Regions from separate parts of the Mus musculus genome. Here all the other regions are linked to region 3. Evidence: chromatin loops called from intact Hi-C (ENCODE). Cell type or tissue: heart. All regions are shown on one strand.

What was found. Hi-C counts contacts between places; a loop is a spot of excess contacts. Peaks named below come from ENCODE experiments on the same cell type or tissue, not always from the same donor. Only the 100,000 strongest peaks of a DNase experiment are listed, where the experiment ranks them.
Region 1: a loop joins it to region 3, with 5 times the contacts of the local background. A loop is called at or near these places in 31 of 42 quality-filtered maps.
Region 2: it touches region 3 in a loop (3-fold over the local background); 21 of 42 quality-filtered maps call a loop at or near these places.

What each region holds. Positions count from the first base shown.
Region 1 is chr19:47,352,724-47,360,723 of GRCm38, forward strand. The region is part of intron 5 of Sh3pxd2a (SH3 and PX domains 2A); the gene reads right to left. Among named protein-coding and RNA genes, the nearest start is that of Gm29834, 70 kb to the left of the region's middle. In heart, a CTCF peak has its summit at 3,999 (motif pointing right); DNase peaks (open chromatin) are centred at 3,908 and 6,678; H3K4me3 peaks cover 817 bases; H3K27ac peaks cover 1,691 bases.
Region 2 is chr19:47,375,418-47,383,417 of GRCm38, forward strand. All of the region lies in intron 3 of Sh3pxd2a (SH3 and PX domains 2A), which reads right to left. Among named protein-coding and RNA genes, the nearest start is that of Gm36885, 49 kb to the right of the region's middle. In heart, CTCF peaks have their summits at 3,941 and 7,029; DNase peaks (open chromatin) are centred at 3,854 and 5,794; H3K27ac peaks cover 4,126 bases.
Region 3 is chr19:47,459,299-47,467,298 of GRCm38, forward strand. Sh3pxd2a (SH3 and PX domains 2A) reads right to left here and starts at 5,113. Exons shown (of 15, transcript NM_008018.4): 1 at 4,766-5,113. The coding sequence starts at 4,837. Gm52384 (a long non-coding RNA gene) reads left to right here. Exons shown (of 3, transcript XR_003952863.1): 3 at 202-1,696. In heart, CTCF peaks have their summits at 2,748, 4,847 (motif pointing left), 6,392 (motif pointing left) and 7,670 (motif pointing left); DNase peaks (open chromatin) are centred at 2,243, 4,873, 5,233, 6,383 and 3 weaker places; H3K4me3 peaks cover 3,212 bases; H3K27ac peaks cover 4,757 bases.

The DNA of each region.
Region 1 (8,000 bases), 110 kb before region 3:
AGGGCCAGGACCCTGGAGGTCACACAGGCATCTCTCAGGGGGACTTAGACCTTACATCACAAAGACACAAGCACGAAGCATGCAGGCCCCATGCTAACTACTTTACTGTGTCTTCAGGACGCGTTTTAGTCTCACTTTATTGCTGCAGCTCAGAGAGGCCAGGACATTCTCTTGGTGTCCCACGGCTAGTAACAAGGAAGCAAGATGCAAACTTAAGAGCCATCTATGCTTATGACCATATGATGCACACCTACAAACCGTCTCTCTGGCGTGTCACACCTTCAAGGCTCAGCCTGACACAGGCTTCTCTTCCAGAAAACCCTCTTAAGCTTCCGACCTCCAGGGACAGAGGGACAGAGTGTGCTCCAAGTCTGCCGCCAACACCTAGAGGCACATTAACTGGAGCTGCCCAGGAGATTTCTCTAGAAAGTTGGTAGTGGTCTTTATTGACACTATCCAAAACAGTGGCCAAGCACCTATGACGGCCACTAAGTACCCCCACATGTGACTGCTACTTCAAAAACCTGTGACAGAGCTGGGTGTGTCATGACATGCATTCCTAACATGGCCTTGGGAAGCAGAGACAGGAGGATTACTGCAAACTGAAGGCCAGCCTAGGTTACAAAATTAAGACAGTCTCACAACAACAACAAAAACCAGTTAAACACACACACACACACACACACACACACACACACACAAATCATGATACAGTGAGTCCTTCCATGCTTCAATTCACAGTAACAAAACAAACAAAACAAAACCAAGGAAAAAAGCCTAGAGAATTTGAATTTTACTTTTTTAAGACTCTACCTTAAAGGAGGGACCACAACGGCTAGTGATTTCTTTACTGACCTCAGATATCCCCTACAGCGCTTATGAAGTAGTTTCCTCCTAGATTAAACTATTCCTTTTTTTTTTTGTTTGTTTGTTTGTTTGTTTTTTGAGACAGGGTTTCTCTGTGTAGCCCTGGCTGTCCTAGCACTCACTTTGTAGACCAGGCTGTCCTCGAACAATTCCGTTCTGCAGAAAGGCTCCTTAAGATTGAAAGTCAGCAACTCAAATAGCTTCAGGAAGTTCCTGAAACTGACCAGACTCACTAGGCCCCTCCCCCATCCCTAAGAGTAAACAGTAAAGAGAGAGCCATTCTCCCACAAGCAGAATTGTAAACAAGAAGCAGAGATTGGGCATGTAGCCTGGAAAGAAGCAGAGGCCAGGAGAGTTGTCTGGAAGAGGCTTTAGCCAAGTGGGCCACCTGGAAAGGACATTCTCCAACCTGTTAAACTGTCTGCAGGGTGTGTGCTGTGCATCAGATTCCTAGCTTTGTGAGCTGTCACCCAGGCCGGGGTGGGCTTTCGTGATTCATCTGCCTGTGAGTCATTCCTGCTCCTGTAAATAATCCCGCACCCATATTTCTGAGCGTAATAAAGTACGGAGCTACCTGCTAGGCTCGCCTCAACACAGTCTTCCTCCCCCTCCCTTTGCACTGCTGGCCACTCTGCACTGGCCCCATGGTTATTGTGGTGGAGGCTTTTTAGGGGAGCCAAGATCCATAGGCAAACTGATAGCATCGTCTGAGACAGGGGACTAAAGGTGGGCACTGAGGGGGAGATGAGGTTGGGCTGTGGACAGGACGGACCTGGGAGGGATGTAGCTAGGCTGAGATGATAGAGCATCTCTGCACAGATGGGAAGAGAGTCGGACTCTGTGGGTAAAGCACTCTGCCGAGGTCAGAGGGCTGCTAGGTTGCAGAGTTGGGGGTCCCAAGACCCCTGTGATATGGCTGCCCCTTTGCTTTCAGATTTCCCAGGAATCCCCTCTGCTGTGAGGCTGCCAGGCCTCCTTGGGGGCTCCTGGATCCCAGGGAAAGGGAACGAATGAATGCCAAGTCTAGATGTCTTCAGTGTGTCAGGCCAAGAGGCGGACTTAATGAGGCCGCTCCACAAAGGGGCAGGCGGCTGCCACATTCCACACAGTGGGCTCAACAGGCAGGCCAGCGGCTCCCAGCCAAGGGCCTTTGTGGCTGGGGAAACTCAGCAAAGAGCCTCCCCACGCCAGCTTGGGGGCTTCCCAATGTCCTACCGACTGTGTGTGTGTTACATTTCTGAGCGTGTCCAAGTGTAACTCTGATGGACCCCAAAGGCCAGTCCAGCACTGGGGTGTCAAGACTTAGTTTTCAGGCCTAGCTTTGCCTTCTTTATGCCTCAGTTTCCAGGATTAGACTGGGTTTTATCAGCTCTAGGTCTCCCACAGACTTGCTTCCCTCGGGTTCTGGAGCCCAGATAGGGGCAGGAATGGTGGCAGTTGCTATTGAACCACCCTTCCCACCCCCATTAAACACTGCCTTCTCAATGGTGGGGAGACGGGAAGAATCCCTCATTGCTGTCCCGATTACCGATCCCAACAGTGACAGGAGCCCTACATTGGTCAAGTGTTCCCGCCATGTAGCTTCGAAACCACGTCTCTGACAGCGCTTGGCTCACCGTGACATGCCTGTGGTAGATATGCCTAACCCCATTCCCTAGAGACTCCCCAGGAGGCTGCTCCCCACCACAGCCTCTCCTGTATATGGGCCCCATGGGTTCTCCAAGGCCCATGGCAGGAGCCCTCCTGGACTGGATAGCTGTTAGATTGCTTCCTATTCAGCCACTGTACCTGAGACACCAGCAGTGCAGCCCCCCTGAGCATCCCTGCCTCTTCCAGGCAGCACAGACCTTGTGCCCCGAGGCAGTGCCAGTCCAGTCTCCACTAGGTAGGGTCAATGTTCACAGTAGCACCAACTAGATGCTCCACTCAGTACTGTATCTGCAGAGAACCTACTGGGTCTCAGGTTCAAAAGAGCTCACTCCTTATCTCTGGGGCTGTGAGACGGAAAGAAGATGTCAAGGTGGCTGTGAAAGAGATGGGGAGGGAGGGTAAATCAGACGATGAGGCACTGAAGGGAGAGAAGAGAAGGAAGACAGGGCCCTGGGGTTAGAGCTGGGGAGGTTGGCTTCCCAGGAATAGGACATGAGAGAAGCCCAGTGAGTCACCCTTAGCACAGTGTACATCACCCATGTCTAACTCACTCAGGCCTTTGGGACTCCCCACAATTGCTGTGTGCCAGTGGGCTGTATGTGGGCTGACAGGGGTGCTGGGCATCCCTGGAGTCAGGCACGCCTATAGCTTGAGCTGCTGGCTCCTGCAGAGCTGTTACTACTAACACTGGCTGCCTCCCTCCCTCTCTCCCTGCCCGGTGTCATCTCCCAAATGAACTGCAAGAACTGGGTATGACGGATGGTAAGCCAAGGTAAATATTGCTCTTGGGGTGATCTGGTCTCGGTGGTATGCCTGATAAGGCCCTCTCAGTCACTAAATCTGGGCCCAATGGTACACAGACATCCATGCAAGCAAACCAGCCGTAATGCAGTGGTGATACACTTTCCAGGAAGAGTGGTAAACATATTCTGAAATTGGTAGTGATAGCCACACAGTGGGGACTGGGCTGCTAGTTGTCACATCAGTGGTACACTTGAGACCATTTGAAAGGCTGGATGTAGCTGGCGGGGGGGGGGGGGGGGGGGGGAGCGTCTGAGCCTCAGCACTGAGTTAGACTCTCAGGCTCACAGCCTGTCAGTGGCAGTTCTAGGCTGGGTGGGACACAAAGTCAGCTGTATGCACTCTTGATCACCCCCACCTCCACCTCTACCTCTGCCCCAGTGACAAGTAAGCTGGCTACCTGCTAGAGAGCCAGAGGGATTGATTATAGTTAGTGGGAGGAAGCCTAGATTTTTCTGGGTGCTTCTTGGAACAGGCTTCCTGTGCCCACCAGATGGCGCCCATCCTTAGAGTTTTATCCAGGAGCTCTGGAGGCCAGAGGAAAGTCTCCAGGACCACCCCTGGTGTCTCTATAGACATACACCTTGGGGTGGGGGTGGGGAGGGGGTGGAGATACAGCCATTTGCCTCAACTGAAGTAGGGATTACCAGCTTCCTGGGAGAATAACAATAGACAGACAGTACCAATGCAGGTGGCTGTAATACTCAGTCTTACCACCAGGTGGCGAAAGATACACACAGATCTGGAATGAGGCACTGGTTCTAAGGATCTCAAAGTTAGACTGGCGCTCAAACTCCAACCTTAAGCGCCTTACAGACCACTATAGCAAAGGATCCTAGGGATTTCAGAAAGCTTGCTCCTCACTTTGAGGTAGTGTTTGTTTGTTTCTCTGCTTGCTTGCTTGTGTTTTCTGCTCTTATAGCCATTATACCTAAGTTGTTACACACTTGGACCACAGCAATAGGCACCTAGTTCTGACAGGACCACAAGATATCAGAGCCAGGAGGAACTCAGAGACACCCAGATTCTGTCCCCATATCTGATGCCAGTGTCGATGGAGCTAGTAATGGCCTTGTACCCACCTCCTCTCAGAACACTTCCTAAGGCTCCTTCAGAGACAGCCTCTTTCCTGAGGTTGGCTGCAGACTCCCTCCGGGTAGGTGTCCCCACCTGCTCTCTGACTTGAGTAGCTGACCATCCCTTGGTCTCAGGTAGAAGGCCTTTATGCTCTTTATGCGAGCCTCCGAGCACCTGACCAGGCTGGCCCGGTGCTGTGGGAAGCCCTGAGCCTACACAATCTCTTCTCCTGCCCCACTGGATCAGCAGCTGCCATTGTTAGAAGAGCCCTGGGCCTTAAACAATTAAGCACCAAGTAGGTGGAGGTGGAGCTGGGTTCAGCACCTGTGATGCTATCTGCTGCCTCCCACAGGGTGAGCACTCCCTTGCAGTGCCTTCCTCCCTCAGACTGAGTTTCCTTGCCAGGGATGAGGCTGTACCTCGGACATTGGCCCCTGGGCCTCACAAAGTATATAGTCAGCTGATGAACAGCCTTCTCCCTGGTGCCATCAGAAGGCCTGCGTCAGAGTGGAGAAGGCCCAGTTTTAAGTTCAGCTCTGATTTGCACTGTCCCTGAGAGGTCACCAACTGGGGGGTTATACTCAAGAGTAGACAGCTATGGTCAGAATGAGCCTTTGGGCTTTGAGGAGAAAGGGGCCACCCGTCCTGGGGGAGGCAGAACACCTGCCTGCTGGATAGACCTGCGTGGGTGGGTAGATGGGGCTTACCTGTCCTGATGGAGATGCCCCAGGGTACCTGGGCCTCAGCCATGAGACAGGAAGTATGTGGAAATGAGAGACACCCACACCCCAACTCCTCCCAAGGCTGGGGATCAGGGGAGAACAGAAAGCACAATGTGAGAAAAATACCAGGACCCCAGGTCACCCTGTAGAGGCACCCCTATATTTTCCCTACGCTCTTGTTTAAGGGAGCCAGAAACCCTGTGTCAGCCCTGACGACAGCCTTTCGGCCTGCACCAAGCCCTCACTGACCTTTGCTGGAGTGACGGTCAGGCCAGACAAGGGCTTTTGAATCCTCGTCCCTCCTGTTGGTCTATCCAGCATGGTAGCGGGGACACAGAGGCTCTGTTCCTCGGTGCGGACACATTTCCCGTGGGCACCTTTGCACCCAGGTAGAAGGGACTGTGGTGGAGGTGGGCAGAATGCACTTACAGAGTCCTGTGCCCTTCCTCATCCAATCTCTCTCTGACCCACAGCCACTGGGCCGGGCTGGGTAAGACCGATTCTATGAAGAGATTCTCTGTGCATTAGCCAGTGGCCGCGGATGGGTTGCTGGGAGCACAGGGTGGCCCATGTCCCTGGCCAGACGAATGATGACAGATGAATAGAGTTGCCTAGCTGAGGGTCTCACCAGGACGCAGCCCAGCATAAGGTGGGGCTGGCTCTCAACCCCAGTGCCTCAGCCGGAGACCAGCTGGCTGCCTAAGCACCTAGGGGAAGAACCTGGAGGGAGGGCTCTGTGAGACGCCTCCAAACATAACCTACAGCTAGAGCCAGGTCCGTTCTCATTACCAGTTTCCCATCTGTACGGGATCGGGAGAGGAACCTTTGAACCTGGGTACAAAATAAGAATCAGGGGTTTGAAGAGAAGTGGTCCACTGAAGGTCACAGCAGCGCTGTGTGTTCTGACTGGACCACTAAGATTAACTCAGTGCAAGATTCAAACCTAGTTGTAGCCTTGAGTTGGCCTGTGTAGTTCCTAGCATATAGTAGGTGCTCAGTAAATACCTAGGCGTAAAGGAAGACTGCAGGAGGGACTCTCCCTGGACCTCTCTCCCACCTTCCATTTCCGTCCCAGGGAGAGGTGAGAAGAGCGGGGGAAGCAGCCAAGGCGTGCTCCACACGGCGTCTGTTGCTCTAACCAGCCCACGGATGGCTGAGCGACTTACACAGGTTGTAAAGCCACTGCCACCAAGGCTCTGCTCCCAGCCACAATGCATCCTGAATTCTGACTAAAATGTCACAGGTAAAGCTGGTGCCCTGCCTTGCAAGCAGGCCAGTTGAGTTTGAGAACGTGGGGACCCCAAAAACAGTCACCTCAAACTCTCAGAAACCTGGCCGCATTGCCAAGGTGCCCTTACACTGTCCCCCTGCTGGGTCTGAGGCAGGCTGATAGTTCCCTCTGTCCTAGACCACCTAGGACATGGGGAAATGAGGTGATCGGTCCATCTCCTCCTGGGACTTCCTAGTTTTACCAGCTGGTCCTGGATCAACCACCGCTGCCCGGCAGGAAGTGGGAGGAGCCTGGGCCTCAGGAAGTGGGAGGAGCCTGGACCCCGCTACAGCGAGTCTCTGCATCTAACCTCACCCTTCCCCACCTTGCCTGCTCTGTTCCTTCTTCCCCGGGAAAGCCTTATTCCTGTTTCCCAGGTATGCCATCTTACCCCTGAGACGGCCTGTCCCTGTGTGCCTGCTCCTGTGGCGCAAGAGCAGAGCTACCATAGGGATGCCAGGGTACGTGCCCAGGGTGCTGAGGTTGGTAGTGGAGCCAGGGCTTTCCCGGTTTGGCAGAGGGACTTTCCAGCAACACTTTGGCCCCCGAGACAGAAAGAAGCTGGCCTTCGAGGCAGACTGGGGCAAGATGGTTCTGATCTGCACAGACCCTACCACCACCCACTTGGAGTCTCTCTGAACATTGGGACATTGTTCTGGGCCTCAACAGAGGGCTCAGTGGCCCCGAGGCTGAAGAACAAAAACTAGTTTAGCAGGACTCTGCCTGTCGCCATGAAATTTCAAGAATTTCATCAGGGCAGGCTGGACAGGGGGGAATAAACAGAGAGCAGAGCTCACTGCCTGAGGGGTCCCTGCAGAAACCAAGGAGTGAGGCGAGCAGAGTCAGGGCCAATCGTCCTCCGGTATTGGTCGGGACAGTGGGCATATTTTTGGGTGTTGGGATGGGGACACAGGCAGAGCGCCCCCCCCCACACTTGTCTAGATTCATCCTGGCTGTCAGAACAAACACAGCATTCCCAGTATATCGGAACTGAATTCCCTCTCGTTTTAAGTGAGGGTTTTAAATTTAAACACTCTAAAATCTTATTCATCTATTTGTGTGGGCGGGCGACGTGCCACGGCGCATGTGCGGCGCTTAGAGGACAACGTGTGGGAGTCAGTTCCCGCTTTCCTCCCCGTGGGTCCCCAGACTGAACTCCGGTCTCCAGGTTTGAGGGCGACCACCTTTCCCCACCGAGACACCTTGCTGATCCACAGTTCCTCCCTTCCTTCTGGAGTCAGGGCCTCATGCAGCCCAGGCTGTCCTTGAACTCACACTGGAGCAGTGTGAGGAGACTCAAACCTGAAGCTTCATGCAAGCTTGTGGAGCAGGGAGCTGCGTGCCTAGTGCCAAGCACTGCTCATGATCTGCAGTCCTTCTCTCCTCACCCCAAGTCCCACATGGCTCCCCCAGAGTCCACGCAGATGGACTGAGATGTCCCGTCATGAGACTTTCTGGCCCACTAACCTCTTGTGACTATTAGGCAAAGGGCCTGGCCCAGGGAGGAGAGGTCTGATGTAGACCTGCTCTCAGGCCTCTAAGGTAGCATGCAGGAGTTTTAAGATCTATCTATCTCCCTGCTTCTTGGCTGTATGGACTGGGACTTTGGATTC
Region 2 (8,000 bases), 84 kb before region 3:
ATCCCCACCCGAGCACCTGCCCCAAGCTCCTCCATGCTCCCTTGAGTCAAGTGTTTGTCCACCTGCAGATTAGAATTCCACCATGGGGTTCCCTGGCCAAGAAGCCAAATGGTGATTGATTAAGATACTAGTGACCCCATTCCTCATGGGGGGAAATGTCCTCTTCGTCACTCTCTTCTTTTTGGTTGCCTGTTGCGTTATTGCTCATATGTCACAGGCACATATGTATGTGGCTGTGGGGTTACTGTGTAAAGTGGCCTTTGTCATTAAGCTGATGTTTGGTACACAGAGACCAGACTGATGACATGATGGGTGTCCCTGGGCTGGAGTCCTGGGCTTCCCACTGGAGCCAGGTGTTTGCCAGACTCTCTGATGCTAGATGCCTAGAGGTGCCCATCGAGACCCTAAAGGACCGTAGGAGGAATGGAAGAAACTAAGGGCAGCCTAGAGAGGCCTCACCCTCCAAACATCCTACGGAAGGATAGAAGAGAGGGAGGGAGGGAAGGAAAGGTGGGACTCATCTGGGGTCCCCTTCCAGCCTTCGTCCCAAAGCCAACTACACCTCTGACAGAGGTCTCGTAGATGAACTAGTAAAGGGTAAGGGAGCATTGCAGGCCTCCAGGAGGCCTTAGAGGCTTAGAGATGGTGAAGGTAAGAGAAGGCTCCACCCGACCAAAGCTCTCCTGGCTCCGGAGCACAGGCCCCTCTGGCTGCTAGAAGGAAGGCCACCACGCCTTGGGTGGATGCCCCCCAGGCCCTCCACAGGGGTCAGGGGTCAGCTGCTCTAGCGCAGGGCAGCTCAGTTAGCGTCTCGGGACCCTAGAAGGGTGGCTGTCCTGAGCAACGCTTTTCTATACTATGCTTTGGACCAGACAGCCCACAGGGATGAGGGAACGGAGGCTGGGAAGGGATTCCTTGGTTTTGACTTCTTCGTGAGGAATCCAAACCACACTGGGGAAGCCAAACCAGGGACCATATTAAAGGGAAAGAGGGAAAGAAGGGGGAGGGAAATCCATCAAGGCGGCTGAGACCACAGAGCATTAAAGGCTGCTTGTAAAGGTCCTGAAGCCCCTTTATGGCAGACTCGGCTGCGTCCGTTCTTCAAAGCCACGGGAAGCTGCCCCAGAAACACTACAAGTACCACAGGGCAGATTATACTCTGACCTGAAATAGACCCAGCTCAGCAGGAGTTTCTCGTTCTTGGGAGGTAATTAGAAAGATGGAGACGCTGAGCACCCACAATATCTGAGAACTAAGTGGAGGGTCCTCTTCCTGCCATTCAGGGCTGGGCTGAGGAGCTGGGACCTCAAGCAAGGAGACCTGGGTTGCAGTTGTGCCTGACGCAGGCAGGGAGCAGACGCTTCCTTGCTGGGACCTCCGCATTCTCTGTTGGAACCTAAGCTCTACAGACCCTTGAGATGGCTCTTCAGTGGGGCTGGGGGGGCTGACTGAGGCAAAGAGGAGGGGTGACGAGCTAAGGGTTTATTGGGGCTAGGTGTTGCAAGGATATCCTTACAACGACTTTGAAGTAAATAAGATTTAAACATTTTCTAAATTTCCAGGCGTGGTGGCTCTGACTTTAATCGGGAGGCAGGGGCAAGTGGATGGCTCTCTCTGAGTTTGAGGCCAGCCTGGTCTACAGTGTGAGTTCCAGAACATCAAGGACTACAAAACACTCGGAAAAATGTTTTTTTTTTTAAACTATAAGTATGTAGGTGTCTGTGGAGGTATGTGCATGCAAAATGCACACACACATACATGCAAACACACACATGCACACACACATACATATGTGTATACACATACACATGAACATGAGTCTGACATTGCACATGCACACATGCAGAGGTCATGGGAAGTCAGGGGATACTCAGAAGCTGGACCACATGGGGTCCAGGAATCAAGCTCAGGTCATCAGGCTCAGAGGCAAGTGTCTTTAACCACTGAGCCATCTTGCCTGCCCTGGTTTCTTCCTCCTCCTCCTCCTCCTTTTCTTCTTCTTTTAAAGATTTATTTATTTATTATATGTAAGTACATTGTGGCTATCTTCAGACACTCCAGAAGAGGGCGTCAGATATCATTATGGGTGGTTGTGAGCCAACATGTGGTTGCTGGGATTTGAACTCAGGACCTACAGAAGAGCAGTCGGTGCTCTTAACCACTGAGCCATCTCTCCAGCCTGCCCTGATTTCTTCTTGAGGTCCTTCACTTAATCACCCATCAGAGACCCTTTTCCAAATGAACATAATGGTCACAGGTTGTACAGCCTAGGACTTGAACTCCAACTTGTCTTTGGAGGTTACAATGAATCCTCTATAGAAAATTACAGGGGAGAACCTCTCAAATGTTGGGGTTACAGGTACATGTCCCTACACCCAGTTATGTATTGTCAAGGATCAACCCAGAGCGTTACGCATGCGAGGCGAGCCCTTTGTGCAACTCCCTGATTCCTACACACAGGGAAACAGACTTGCGAAATGGTGACATTTCGCTATGGATTGAAAGGATAACCCTGGCCTACAGAGTGAGTTCCAGGACAGCCAAGGCTACACAAAGAAACCCTGTCTCGGGGGGGGGGGGGGGGGGGAGGATAACCATTAGCTGGGAGTGATAGCACAAGTCTGGACCACAACACTGGACCCCTGAGGCAGGAGGACTGCCGTGGGTTCCAGGCCAGGCCGGGCTCCAGAGTGAGGCCCTGCTTCACTTTGCTGTTGTCACAGCGTGCACGGCTAGAAGGGCTGTGGCATCTTGGGAAGTGGGGTGATGATTTCTAGCTCCCAGAACCGGGCTCAAGGGCACAAGAGGCTTTACAACTTAGGACCACCAAGCTGGGTGTCAGCTGTCACACCACTATGTTCTTGGACACAGTATGCTTTCTATATATCAGCCTTCTCATTCACCCAGTAGGACCACAGTCTAGACAATGGATTACAGAGTATAGACATAGTGCTGTCATGCTAGGCAGGGCTAACTTGCTATCCAGTGCCTATGTGAATCCTGCAGAGCCAACCTTTGTGTCCATCTTCCTTCCTTGCCTTCATCCCTCCTCCCATCTTCTTTATTTTTCAAGCCAGTCTGTCTTTCCTCACACCTCTGGACTCCAATGTCTCCCCATCTCAGCCTCCCCAGCAGCTGGGCATGCTGCACTGAGCCCACATCTCTAGTTCCACTTTCTAGCGGCCAGAATAATCTTTTGCTGTGGTGATTTGTTCTTGCTGTGACAAGGTCTCACTTTGTAGCCCAGGCTAGCACTCATTATGTAGCCTAGGCTAGCTTGAACTTGGTGGTAATTCTCCAGCCTTAGCCTCATAAATTAGCCTGGATTATAAATCTGTACCATCATGCCCAGCTTCAGAATAATACTAGTACTATATTCTCTCTGCCTCTGTCTGTCCGTCCATCTGTCTGTCTCTGTGTGTGCATGCATGTAGGTCAGACTAAACCTTGCAGGAGTCAATTCACTCCCAGAGTGCACCACTTCTGGTCATGCTCAGATGGGCCACTCTTTGTAGTATTGCCGCAGAACAGACTACAAGCGCAACACTAACAGACGTGTCTCTAGGGCTCAGCACAAGGCCTTGCATGCAGCAGCAGGCAACAGACTTGTACTGAAGTGCAGCCAATACACTAATGAGTGTGTGTCCACACAGTCCTGCTATGAGCCTCTCTCTTGTGTACACACTCATGTATGTACACACACGGCACTCTTTCCTTTCACACTGGGGCTGCCATCTTGGACGCAAGGGCGGGACTCATCTTCCAGGACCCAGACACAGTGGGGCCAGAGAGCCTGCTTAATAGAGAGGCTGGTGCTGAGGTCACAGTGTCCTCCTGGGCCTGGGTGTGGTGGGTGTGGAGGGCAGTGGCTCGGCCTCCCAGTGGGAGCAGGGGATAAAGGGCCCCATTCAGCTCTACTGCCTCAACTCCACCCCTGTGGGGAGCTGTCCTCCAGAAGCGGGTGGAGGGATACTGGCCAAAGCTTCCTGGCTGCCTCTCTTTGTGGCATGGCCTACAGTGTGTGGCCAGGCATCAGGCTTGGAGGGCCACAAGAGAATGGCCTGCCTTCTGTAGCAGGGGACCGCAATCCCTGCTCAGCAGTGGCCTTGTTCACTACTGATCCTCTGAGCAGTTGGGAGGTTTGGTCTGAATTCCCTTGCAAGGAAACCTCAGGACCACAGCTAGACCCGGCCAGCCAGAAGGGAGTTTGCTTGGCTCTGTTGGGGCAGAGCATTACCCCAAGGCCTACTTCTCTGGGGTCTGGCTCAGCTGCAATACAGATCCCAGACAGTCGGTCTGTTCAGTAACTTCCAAACCTACATAATACACCCCTTCTACAAGGATGGATAGGAAGAAGACAGGCCAGACGTGGTCTGGGCTATGTGCGCACGCCATGTTTTCTACTGATTGTTATTTGAGCTCATATAACCTTATAATTTAGTTAGGTACAAGATACTGTAGTTACTCCCATTTTACAGATGGGTACATTGACGGTCTAAGGCTGAGTGGCCTGCTGCAGGTTCGTGTGTGTGTGTGTGTGTGTGTGTGTGTGAGAGAGAGAGAGAGAGAGAGAGAGAGAGAGAGAGAGAGAGAGGGAGGGAGAGGGAGAGAGAGAGATTAGCTTCAGTGGGGTCACATGAGCGGGAGCTAGGAAGAGAAGTAGGAAGCGAGTTCCAGGGAGAGGCAGGAACCCCATCAAAAAAGTCCAATGATGAGAGTGACCAGGCTCATCTAAGAAGCTGAAGTAAGCTCAAGGTGGCTGCAGAGTGGGGTACATTTACGTTGAGGAAAGGGAGGACTAGGGTAACATCCTGGGGTGGGTCATGAATGTGTAAGAACAAGCTGGATGGGTAACAGCTTGATCGCAGGTGGCCACTGAGAGTGAAAACACCTGAATTCCTGGACCTTTAAGACCAAGGACCACTAGTTATTTGTTTTTATACCTCTGACTGAACTCAGAGCCTCACACACATGCTAAAAAGGCAGGTACTACTGAGTGGTTGTCTCAACACATTAAAAACCTCTTTCTTTCTTTCTTTCTTTCTTTCTTTCTTTCTTTCTTTCTTTCTTTCTTTCTTTCTTTCTTTCTTTCTTTCTTTCTTTCTTTCGTTGTTACTTTTATTATTTTGCTCCAAGCCAGCCTCAGACTCTCCATCTTCCTGCCTCGGTCTCCTGAGTTCTGGGATTCCACCCATACACGTAGCATCATGCCTGCAGAATCACACTTTTCACCTAACAGGACAGAGTTCCTTCCGAGTTCTCCCGCGTCGCATCCCAAGCCTGGGATGGGGCTGGCTGACACTACAGAGCTCAGTTTGGGTCTCGGCATTGTCCACAGTGACCCCATGGATCTTGGCTGTAAAAACTGAGATGGTCCAGAAGCCATCTCATGCCAGCCTCACTTCTTAGGTCAAAGCTGGGTTTATAGACATGACTTGACCAACCTCACAAAGCCGGTGAGAGGCAGGCTGGAGCAGTTAGAGGTCACACTGCCCAGGGTCTCCAACTTGGCCTTTTTCCCTCTGTCCAAATCCTATCTCAATCCTCACCCAGCAATGAGAACTACAACCAAGGACATTGTTTCGGAGAGCCAAGAACTCATCCGCCCCAGGCGATCGGTCCCAGATCCCCAGCTACTTCACAAGATAGATAAGGTTTGGCTCCTGCTCTCTACAAACCGAGCTTCTAAAGTTCTCATGACCAACGCTGAAGAGACTAAAATCTCAGAGGCAGCTTCTGTATGTCCCCGAGTCACACGGCTGATCGGATGACTGGCTGATCTGGGCCCAGGTGGTGTGGCCTAACTTTGCCGTCTGTGCCTGGTCACGTGGCTGATGGGTGCCGAGAGAGCAGACAAGGAGGGTGTTCTAGGTAACCGAGAGCAAGGTTTTCACCAGCCGCTGCCACCGTTCACATGCTGGAAGCACCCTGCAGACACTCAACTGACTGAATGGCCCACACTAGCCACCACGCCTGCATGGTTTGGTGGCTGCCTGCTGCTTGACCGACAATCATGTCTCCAGATATTTGGGAACACCATTGGTTATGCGTTACACTTCTATTTATATTTTCATTCAATTCTTGCTAGCCTTAGCCACGTCTCCCAAAAAGCTTAGGAGGGAAGAGAGGAACTCTTTGTCAGAATAAGTCGGGGGCAAAGGTGAAGGCCAGAGCCTTGGCTGTGTGTGGAGTCTTTCAGTAGGGGCTCTTTGCAGGAAAACACTCCAGACAAGGGGGCTTTCTACACCTTTCAAAGGAAATGGGAGTGACTGGGGACAGGGGGCTAAGAGGGGCACAAAGCTGGCCTTATGCAGAGGCAGCCACATACTGCCAGTATGGTTGGATTTGAGGCGGGGCTAGAAGACCCCTGTCTCCCTGACATGTTTTTCCTTTTGCATAATATTCCATCACTGGTCACTTAGTCCTTTGGTCTTAATGGCTTTTAGAAAAAAGTCATATACTAACAGGTCGATCCTTGTATTTCACGGTCATGGGGTCTCAGGCTGGGACTATCCTCATGTGAGGGCTTAATGAATGGGAATCTACGAGGCACAGGGGCCATGTCCCTGTCGACGGATATGCTACCAGACACAGAAAAACAGGCCCCTTCGAGGTTTAGGAATGAACAAGTAAAAACAAGAATTGAATATTTCCCAAGATTCTATTTGGTACCCCAAATGGAAATTTGGGGATTTACCATGCGACAGAAAAACAAAGGTAAAGAGGGTTTCTTTTTCTTTTTCTTTTAAATAGTTTGTTTTTTTTATTTCATGTGCATTGGTGTTTTCCTGCATGGATATCTGTGTAAGGGTGTCAGATCCCATGGAACTGCAGTTACAGAGAGCTTTCAGCTGCCCTGTGGGTGCTGGGAATTGGACCATGGTCCTCTGGAAGAGCAGTCAGTGCTCTTAAACTCTGAGCGTTTCTTTTACCCCCATTTTTAATTTATATGAAACTGTATTTAGGAACAGCAGTTGTGGTGTTATATAATTTCCTACAGAAAGTTAGTATTCCCTGTGGGGTACTATACCTGCAATGTAAGGATCTGCCACTAGGTGGTGAATAAAAATAAACAAATGTAATCAGACAAAATTTTAACTGTAGGCATGTGACGTGACTGAAAAGAAGGCTCCGATCAGCCTCAAATTTCTATATTTCTAAAAACACAGGATAAAACTTGAAACAAGGTTTACGGAAATAAGAAAGCCCTCCAGTAAGGAATGTCCCATCGTTTAACACCAAACCTCAACTGATAATCTCAGTTGTCTCACAGGGTAGCAAGCACTTCCAGGACACACGAGGCCGGTTATATATATGTGTGTGTGTGTGTGTGTGTGTGTGTGTGTGTGTGTGTGTGTGTGTGTGTGTGTATAACAATTGTACATATGAGAAAATTAATGCCAAAGGATTACAGTTACTACTTAATAAGTGTATATCTCCCCCAATATCATCCAATTTAATGATAATAAATCTACAGATAAAGATTCACAGGCTAGGAAGGGCGTGTGACATATATATACACACACACTAGGAAGGGCGTGTGACATATATATATATATATACACACACACACACACACATCCACAGCTTCTGGGAAGGCTTTTCCATTTAGACCTTTTTCCATTTAGTCAATTCAATAAAAGTTACCCCTGGTCCCCCAAGCACAGGCTCTGAACAACAGCTACGCTCTATCTTGCAAGCATGTACTTGCTCAGTAAGCAAGAAGATCCTACCACCTACTAGATCCACTGATGCCATTCCCAACCCAGCCCAGAAGTGCAAGGTCAGGAGAGTGGGCAGGCCACCATGCTGCCAGCTACTTCCTGGTCTTAAATGTATTCCAGGGCTTCATTATTTTGAAGTTCTGATTTGTGATAGTGGTGGATTGTTTGAGACAGAGTCTTGCAATTACAAATATTCACTACCATGCCCCTATTAGAGCAAAACAGATTCCTTTAAAAAAAAAATCTCATCTTAATGTTACTGCCCCAGACTCCCAT
Region 3 (8,000 bases):
CTTCTTTCTCTCCTCAGCTTATCAGAAATCTAACAATCTCACACTAGGCCCCAACACTAGGCCAGCACCACCTCCAGGTCTGGACAGCTGTCCTCTGTGCTCTGGTGTCATGTACACTGGGTGCTTTCCACGGGGCAGGCGGCCCAGTGTCCGTCCCATCAGACCCTCAACAGCTGGGCCTTCTTCTCTGCCTAGTTACAGGTGAGGATGCTGAGCCTGGAGTCAAGTCAGGGATCCAAGCTTGTACTGTTTGGGAGTGCCAGAGGCGGTATTTGAACCCCAATCTGCCTGCTCTCACTTCTTCCATGATTCAAGGCCCTAAAAAAGAAGGCTCTTTCCAACTCTGAGGCTGCCCTTCTCGCTCCAGTGAGGCTGGAACCATAATCTCGGGCTCAGGAAATAAAAATGAAGAGCAGAGGCATGAAGGGGTTTGCTACCGATTCCTAAACGCACCACTCCTGGGACAGCAAACACAATCTGCCATGATGGAAATCAGGGAAAATGCATTAGTCTCACAGGTCTGCCCTGCATTTATCTTTCCAGCACTCACTGGAGACAGACCCTGTTCTCCCAGGAACCTCTCCGTCCACCAGTCAAACCCAGTTTCATGACACATGATGAGCAACCTTTCCAGAAAGACAGCCCTCAAATGCCACCCTGTATCACCACTCTCTCACCGTCACACGGGTCTGAGCCTGGACTCACTCACCGACCGAGTGGGAAGAGCCCTGTCTTGGGCTTCTCCTTGGGCAGTAAACTAACCTGTGTTTACCTAGATCCCACTGAAGCTGAGTGGAATCCTAAGCAACTTTAACTTCACCAAGCTTTGGTCAATCCATCTGTAATAAGGATCAGAGCAACACACAGACACACAGACACACACACACACACACACACACACACACACACACACACACACACACACAGACACGCCAGTACAGTAAATGAAGCATCAGGCTCCCTGGAGAGCATGCCTGTTAGCATCCGGCACCATGGAAGTAGCTGCTGACACTGGCTCTTATTAGCATTCCCTAGAGTCCTGTGGAGGATCAGAGCATTCACGACTGGTATTTGTCTGAAATAAACACTCAGGGAAGGAAATGACCGTGAAAGCAAAACACCTCCCAAATCCAAACAGACATGATGTCTCCTTTGCTTCAGATAAACAAGCGTCTCCCCGCCACCATATGGCTCCAAACACACCTATACACACCTGTGCGCGCAAAGAAGTCTGCTTTCCAACTTACACCGGCAAGCCCTCCGACGGAGGTGGCTATGGTTTGCATCTGGCATCTGCAGAGCCATCTTAAAGAAACAGGGTCTGAGGCCAACGCCCGTTTACCTAAGGTCTCCCAAGCAGGGAGGCTGACCCAAGCAGCGGGTGCTCATCCTTCCCAGCCCCACCCGGGGCAGGGGCTGGCAGAGAGGAAGGAAGTGGAGTGCGGCCTGCACTACGAACAGCATGGAAGACGGAGGCTATTTGTCTGCCTTTTATAAACAGACCCAAAGCACAGAAATACACCCCCCCACCTCTTTAGCTCCCCCTCCTTGTGGGGATGTGCACACCCTCCGGTTGGTGTCCTGAGAGAACCTTTTCATGTGTTCCCCAGTGTTCTGGAGCCAGTGCTGTCCCTCCTGCATGGGCTCCAAGCCTCCCTCATCTGCAAGCTCTGGCTAATGTGCACATCCATTAAAAAAAAAAAAAAAAAACTCTGCTCTGCGATTTGCCAAAGCACAGGCTCGGCACTCCATCGAAGCAGGCATAGAAGGAGACATGCTTTCCCAGTGTGGGGTTTGCCACACATATGTACAAGGTGTCCTGCCGGCTAACCATGCTGGAATGCCTCTTTCACAACACTTGCCCTTCCAGGATGGGGTATCTACTATACAAGAGGTATAGAAAAAAAAAAAAAAACAAAACTGCCCGAGAGCCCTCCTGAACTCTTTCAATTATTGGGCACCAGTGTATTATATATCAGTGCTCAAACTGTGTAGCAGTGTATCTCTCTTCTTTGTCAACTTCAACCAGATTTGGGGTATCTTCACCCACACCACAGGCTGGAAGTCCGTCCGTTAGCCCCAGTGCTGTGACTAGGTAACCCACCTGCTTCTCTGTCATCCCCTTATCTGTTAAGTAAAAGGTTGCACCAGATGAGCCATCTGCCCCCGGCCAGCTCCACAAGGCCACAACATATAGCACACTCCGTTCATTGTTTTCTAGAACTCTGCGTGATCCCATCTGCTAGGTGACGTCACTCTCCGCCCCAAGAATCACATCATCCATTCATTCTCACACGGAAGTGGAGATGACCCAGGAAACACTCTGTCTGCAGAAAGGGAGGAAATGACCATTTCAAGGGAAGTGAACAGGACTTCTTTTGTATTTTCCACACAGTACACGTTATTATCAATCTTAAAACGCCAAGTCTCTCTTCCTTTAGGTCAGAAACTTTCTTTGTCAGAGTCTCGCCAACAGTTAGCTAATATTTGATGAGCACTCACTATGTACCCAGAACTGGGCTAAGTCCTTCCCAGGGGTGATGTCATTTAAGTCTCTTGACAGCCCTATGAAGTACACGCTATTATTACCCTCACTTTAAAAGTGAGGAACTAGAGCCTGAGAGATGGCTCAGGGGTTATAAGCACTGGCAGCTCTTCCAGGGGACCCCGGTTCAATTCTCAGCACCCACCCAATCGTTCACACCTGTCTGTAATTCTAGCTCCAGGGAAACCTACACCCTCTCCTGGCTTTCTGCAGGTACTGCATGCAAGTGGAGCACAGACATACATGCAAGCAAAACACCTGTACACATCAAAGAATTTAATTTTGTTTTCAATACAAGGAAACTGTGCCCCAGTGGAGTTTTAAAGAATGTGTACCATGTTGCACAGAGGGTAAGCCTTTAAAGAGATCAAACAGTAGCCTGACCTGCCTTTCCATACTTCCAACAGCAGGTCTTGGTCCTGTTGGCTGCTACTTTGCTGCCAGTGTATCTTACATTGTAACCTTGGGCTTAGCTGCTCAAAGTTAAATTGGATGTTTCATGTAAAACCCAGACCTGGAAAGTCGCCTGCTAGGGTCTCAGGGCAGAGTCTGCCATCATTGAAAGCAGTACCAGCCTCAACTGAAGGCTGAAAAAAATATATAAAACAATCCTTAAGACAGCCTGCAGTGCCCCTCAAAGTTGTCAAGATGGTTGGCAGCATACATAACCCAGAGATGTACAAATGGATACCTGTCCTTAGAGCAGAGTGGCCACCTGCTGATCGAAGCCCTCCAACCACACACACTCTCTTCTCTTCTCTTCTCTTCTCTTCTCTTCTCTTCTTTCTTTCTCCCTCTCCGTCTCTCCGTCTCTCTCTCTCTCTCTCTCTCTCTCTCTCTCTCTCTCTCTCTCTCTCTCTCTCTCTCCAAACTCGCTAGTCAAGGGCTCTCCTACTTAGCTGCCTCCACAGCTCCTGGAGGAAATCTGGGATTTTTTGTTTTGTTTTTGCAACGGCTGTAGAGGCTTTCGACACTAGACTACACAATTGGAAAGGATCTCTGACTGTGTCAGGGAATGCCCCCCACAGATCCGTCTCTCCGGTCTGACCACTCTTACCTTCTTCCCAACCTGAGTCCAGCCCCACTAGTCAACTGCAGAGAACTCTGCCTTCAAGTCTGCTGTGATCCTGACAGAAAGAGTAGCCTCCGGCTGGTATTACACCACCAGCCCCAGCCTCCTTCCAACAGTGAAATAGAAGGCACTTTGGAGACTAATGTGCAATCTAGGGCAGCCACCAACAGCCCGTTTTAATTGTTAAAATTAATGCTTTGAGCATTCTAAATACGCCTTTAAATGCCTAATTTGCAAATAAGAGGCTGCCCTTACTGTCTCCATGTTTTCTGTGTTTTGGGTTCTTTACTGTGAGTCTCTTCTATCTCCAGGAGCAGAGCTCGGCAAGTCATCCTAAAGCAACAAGGACACAATGTTTACTTCCAAAGGTGTAAAGGACTGGGAGACAGGACCGGCTGAGATGAAAGAGTACTGTCACACACTCTGAAGCCCAGCTGGTCAACCTTAGCCTCTTCTCATTAAGTTTGGGTAAAGAAGGGGGAGGGGCGGCGGGCCAGTCAACCGTGCCTCGGAGACCACAGACCACATTTGCCTACTCGTGTCTGGAGTCAGAGCATCACTTACACGAGGAAATGACCCCAGCGAAGGGTCACGTCCAGAGGAGGGATAAAAGGAAAAGCCACAATTCTCCTCACACCGCGGAACACAATGGTTTTAAGAAGGAAATCAAAGCTTGAAACGAAGAGTGGAGGGGGCAGGGGGCAAAGCGCTTCCTCTGTCCCCAGCCGGTGCAGGCAGAACAGCAAACGTGGAAAGCAGAAAGAGAAGTGTGGGTCTCCGGTCAAAGCAACGGAAAGCATTCCGGGCCGAATGAGCGTGAGTGCCCGGCTCCCCTAGGGAGCGCGGCAAAGATGCTCCTTCCCAAAGGAACTAAATGCTCTGCAAGGGGCTGACGAAAGCTTCCCCCACCAACCATCCTAGCAGCGGGCGGACACATGACTTCACCGTTGTAACAGACAAGGGCAGCCACTTGCCAATTGCAATGCCAAAAAAAGAAACCCGGGACAGGGGAGTGGAAGAAGGGCAGAAAAGGCTTCCCTAGAGATCACAGCCCTGCGAACAAACTCTGGAGTCAAAGGCTGCCCCTGGGGGCGTGAATCTCCGGGACTGGCCAGCCCCCCGCCGGGGTCGGTGGAAGCAGTACTCACATAGTGTTTAGAGGGGCTCCTCCGCTTCTCCACGTCCACCACGGTGGCATCTTGCACGCAGTAGGCGAGCATCGTCCCCACAAAGCGAGTGGCGCCCCCCGGCGGCGTCACCTTCTCATCCCGGCCGGGTTCCGGCTCCTTCTCCGGTTGCCCCGGTTCCTGCAGTTACACGCCACCCCTGCCCCACGCGCTACTCGCCGCCGAGGCTCCGGGCGCCTACAGCTGAGGCTCCGGGGCAGGCGACTGTCCCGGAGGGCACGAGGGCTCCGTGCGTCCCAGGCTGCTCCCGTGGGCCTGCCGCGCGCCCCTTCCCTCCCGCGCCGCCGCGCTCCGCTCGCCTGCCCGCTCTCTCTGCCGCTCGGTGGGGCCGGCGGGAACTGGCGGCGCAGAGGAGGGCTGGGGGTGTGTCCCGCCAGCGAGGGCACGGGGCGGGGGCCGGGCCTGCTGTCAGCGCGCCGGGGAGGGGCCGGCGGCGCCCCTGGGCCGCGCTCGGGCTCCTGGGGGCTCGGCGCTGGCCGGCGCTGTGGGCGCAGGAGGCGGAGGCAGGGCGAGCAGGGAAGGGAGGGGAGGGGAAGGGAGGGGAGCGCGGCGAGGGGAAGCGCGGGGAGGGGCTCCGGGCCGGGGGAGGGGCTCGGACGGACGGCGAGGGGCTCAGCCCTGCGAGGCCTGGAAGGGCTACTCTACCCAGTCCCCAAACTCAGGGTAGCTTTGGAGAAAGGAGGCTCAGCGAAAGTGAGCCCAGCGCGCCCCCATCCTGGCTTTCGGTCTCCCAGAGGATCTGTGACCACCTTTCTGTCCCTTGTACCACTGCCATCTCCCCAGATCTCTTTAAGGAAAAGTAGTTTATTACAGCCTGTTACTGCCTACAGCTCCCTCCAAGAGAAGACCCGGACGGGAGAAGAGAGCAGCATTAAATCTTTCAAGCCAGCCTTCTTTTGATGAACCACCTGCCCCCCTGCAGGTCACCACGGGTGAATTCTCCCCGGAAATGGGATCTATTGATCTGCTGCTGCCTCCATCATCGATCAGTGCCTGTGTAACTAACCTGCGACAACATTTCCCAATGACAAGGTTACAGACACCACTTTAGCCTTAAGTCCGGGCTCCCCCGGGACTCTCCCAGGGCTGGCAACCGGCGGAGGAGCACACAATGGTGGGAAAAATCCACTGGGTTGGGAACCAGATCGTCTTTAGCTCCAGGCTCAGGCTTCCTCGCCATCACTCCTTCTAGTCTGGAAAGCTGACTTTCCAAGTCGCTTGCCCATCTCTGGTCTTGGAGCTCAACTTTACTTTAATTCAACTTAACACACACACACCGATTTCATCTTTTTTTTCCTGTTCTACTTTCAAATATTTAACGGAGTAGGTGTTTTCAAAACGAATCCAATTGTTTCACAATACAGTAATGTTTTGTGTTTTGTGCTTGCGTCTAGTGGAAAGCATCCGAAATGTGGGCAAAGGATTTAGTGACTTTTTTCCCCCTTGTCAGAAGCCCTGGGCCACTCTGAGACTTCTGCATTTTCTTCAGGAAGAGCACTGGCGGAGGGGGCTGGAGAAAAGACAGCTCTGAGTCCAGTTCCCCAATGATTCACAACCACCCATAACTCACGGGATCAGACGCCCTCTTCTGACCTCTTTGGGCACCCAGCGTGGTGCACATACATACACGCAGGCAAAACACTTATACACATAAAAGTTTAAAGAGTGCCGGTGAGCACACATGACTACCAGAGTTTAGATTCCTCAGTACTAAGGTAAAAGCCAGGTGTGGCCACGAGCCTGTGACCTTAGCACTATATGGGACAGAGTTAGGACGAGGATTCCAGGTCTTGATGGCCAGCCAGCTAGCTCAGAAACAATAAGTTGTGGGTTCAGTGAGAGATCCTGTCTCAAGGAATAAGGTGGATATCAGACATCTTGCACTAAAGGATACACATACACATGGACATAGACACATACACACCTAAACACTCACAAACTGGATGGATGCAAGAGTATTGACACCAGACACAGGGTTTCTCTACCTCAAAGACAGTTGCAGTGCTGATGGAAGGCAAGAAGGCACTCCCCCGGGGCAGGGGTATTTGGTTAACAGGGAATGTCAGAGCTGAGCCTGACTTCCTGAACAAGGCTTGCTCACCCAGGATATATGCTCAGCCCTGAGCTGCTTGCCGAAGGATGCCAGTCCAGCCCCAAGTCATCTTTGATACTTCATCAGCATTTATCAACAAGGCAGGGAATAAATGATAAGACTTGCTTACACAAACTTGAGATGGGAGATTCTTTTTATTATTTATTTTTATTATTTATTTATTTATTTTGGTTTTTCAAGACAGGGTTTCTCTCTGTAGCCCTGGCTGTCCTGGAACTCATGCTGTAGATCAGGCTGGCCTCAAACTCAGAAATCTGCCTGCCTCTACCTCCCAAATGCTGGGATTAAAGGTGTGTGCCACCACTGCGCAGTGAGAGAGGCGATTCTCCACCTAAGCATTTCAATGCTATGTCAGGATGGAAACTTAGATATGAGGGCCGAAAAATCAACATTCAAATAACACAGGATAACCTTTCCATGGTGCACAAAAACATCATACTTCCAGCTCGGTCTCTCCCTACCCTCAACTGAAGCATTTCTGCCCCCTTGACTCCTGCTGCCTGCCCCCCCACCCCCAGTAAGACAGTGTATGGAGCACCGTGCCGATCTTTCTAGTCAGTCCCCTTCTAGACATATTCAATGACGGTGGATAACTGCTCTGCAGAATAAGGTCTTAAATAGAGATGTGCAAATCTGAGTGAAATTTTGGGGCTCCCTCCAGACCAAAGTGACGTTGACTCTGTTAATTCCAACAGCTGGCCAGGGCAACATCTGCCTTCCAGACCCTGGCTGACCCCTGGTGGGGACATACGGGGCCTGGCATGAAAAAACTGCCAGGGTTCATACTTCTTGCTCAGTTTCTCCCCCTCCCCTTCTTGCAAGTTCATCTTGGAACTGGCCCTGCCCACTAACTTGTGTTTAGGGCGTACCCAGAGGATGCCCCCGGCTCCCTGGATCGGAGTAGAAAGTGACGTCAACTTCTCAGGAAAGTCGTTTGCTAGTTTGATTTTTTTTCTTTTTCCTTTCCTTTCTTTCTTTTTTTTAAAACAACACACACTTATTTATTTAATTTGTGTGGGTGTTTTGTCTGCCTGTGTGTCTGCACACCACATGAGTGCACAGGAAGGCCTGAAGATCATCGAA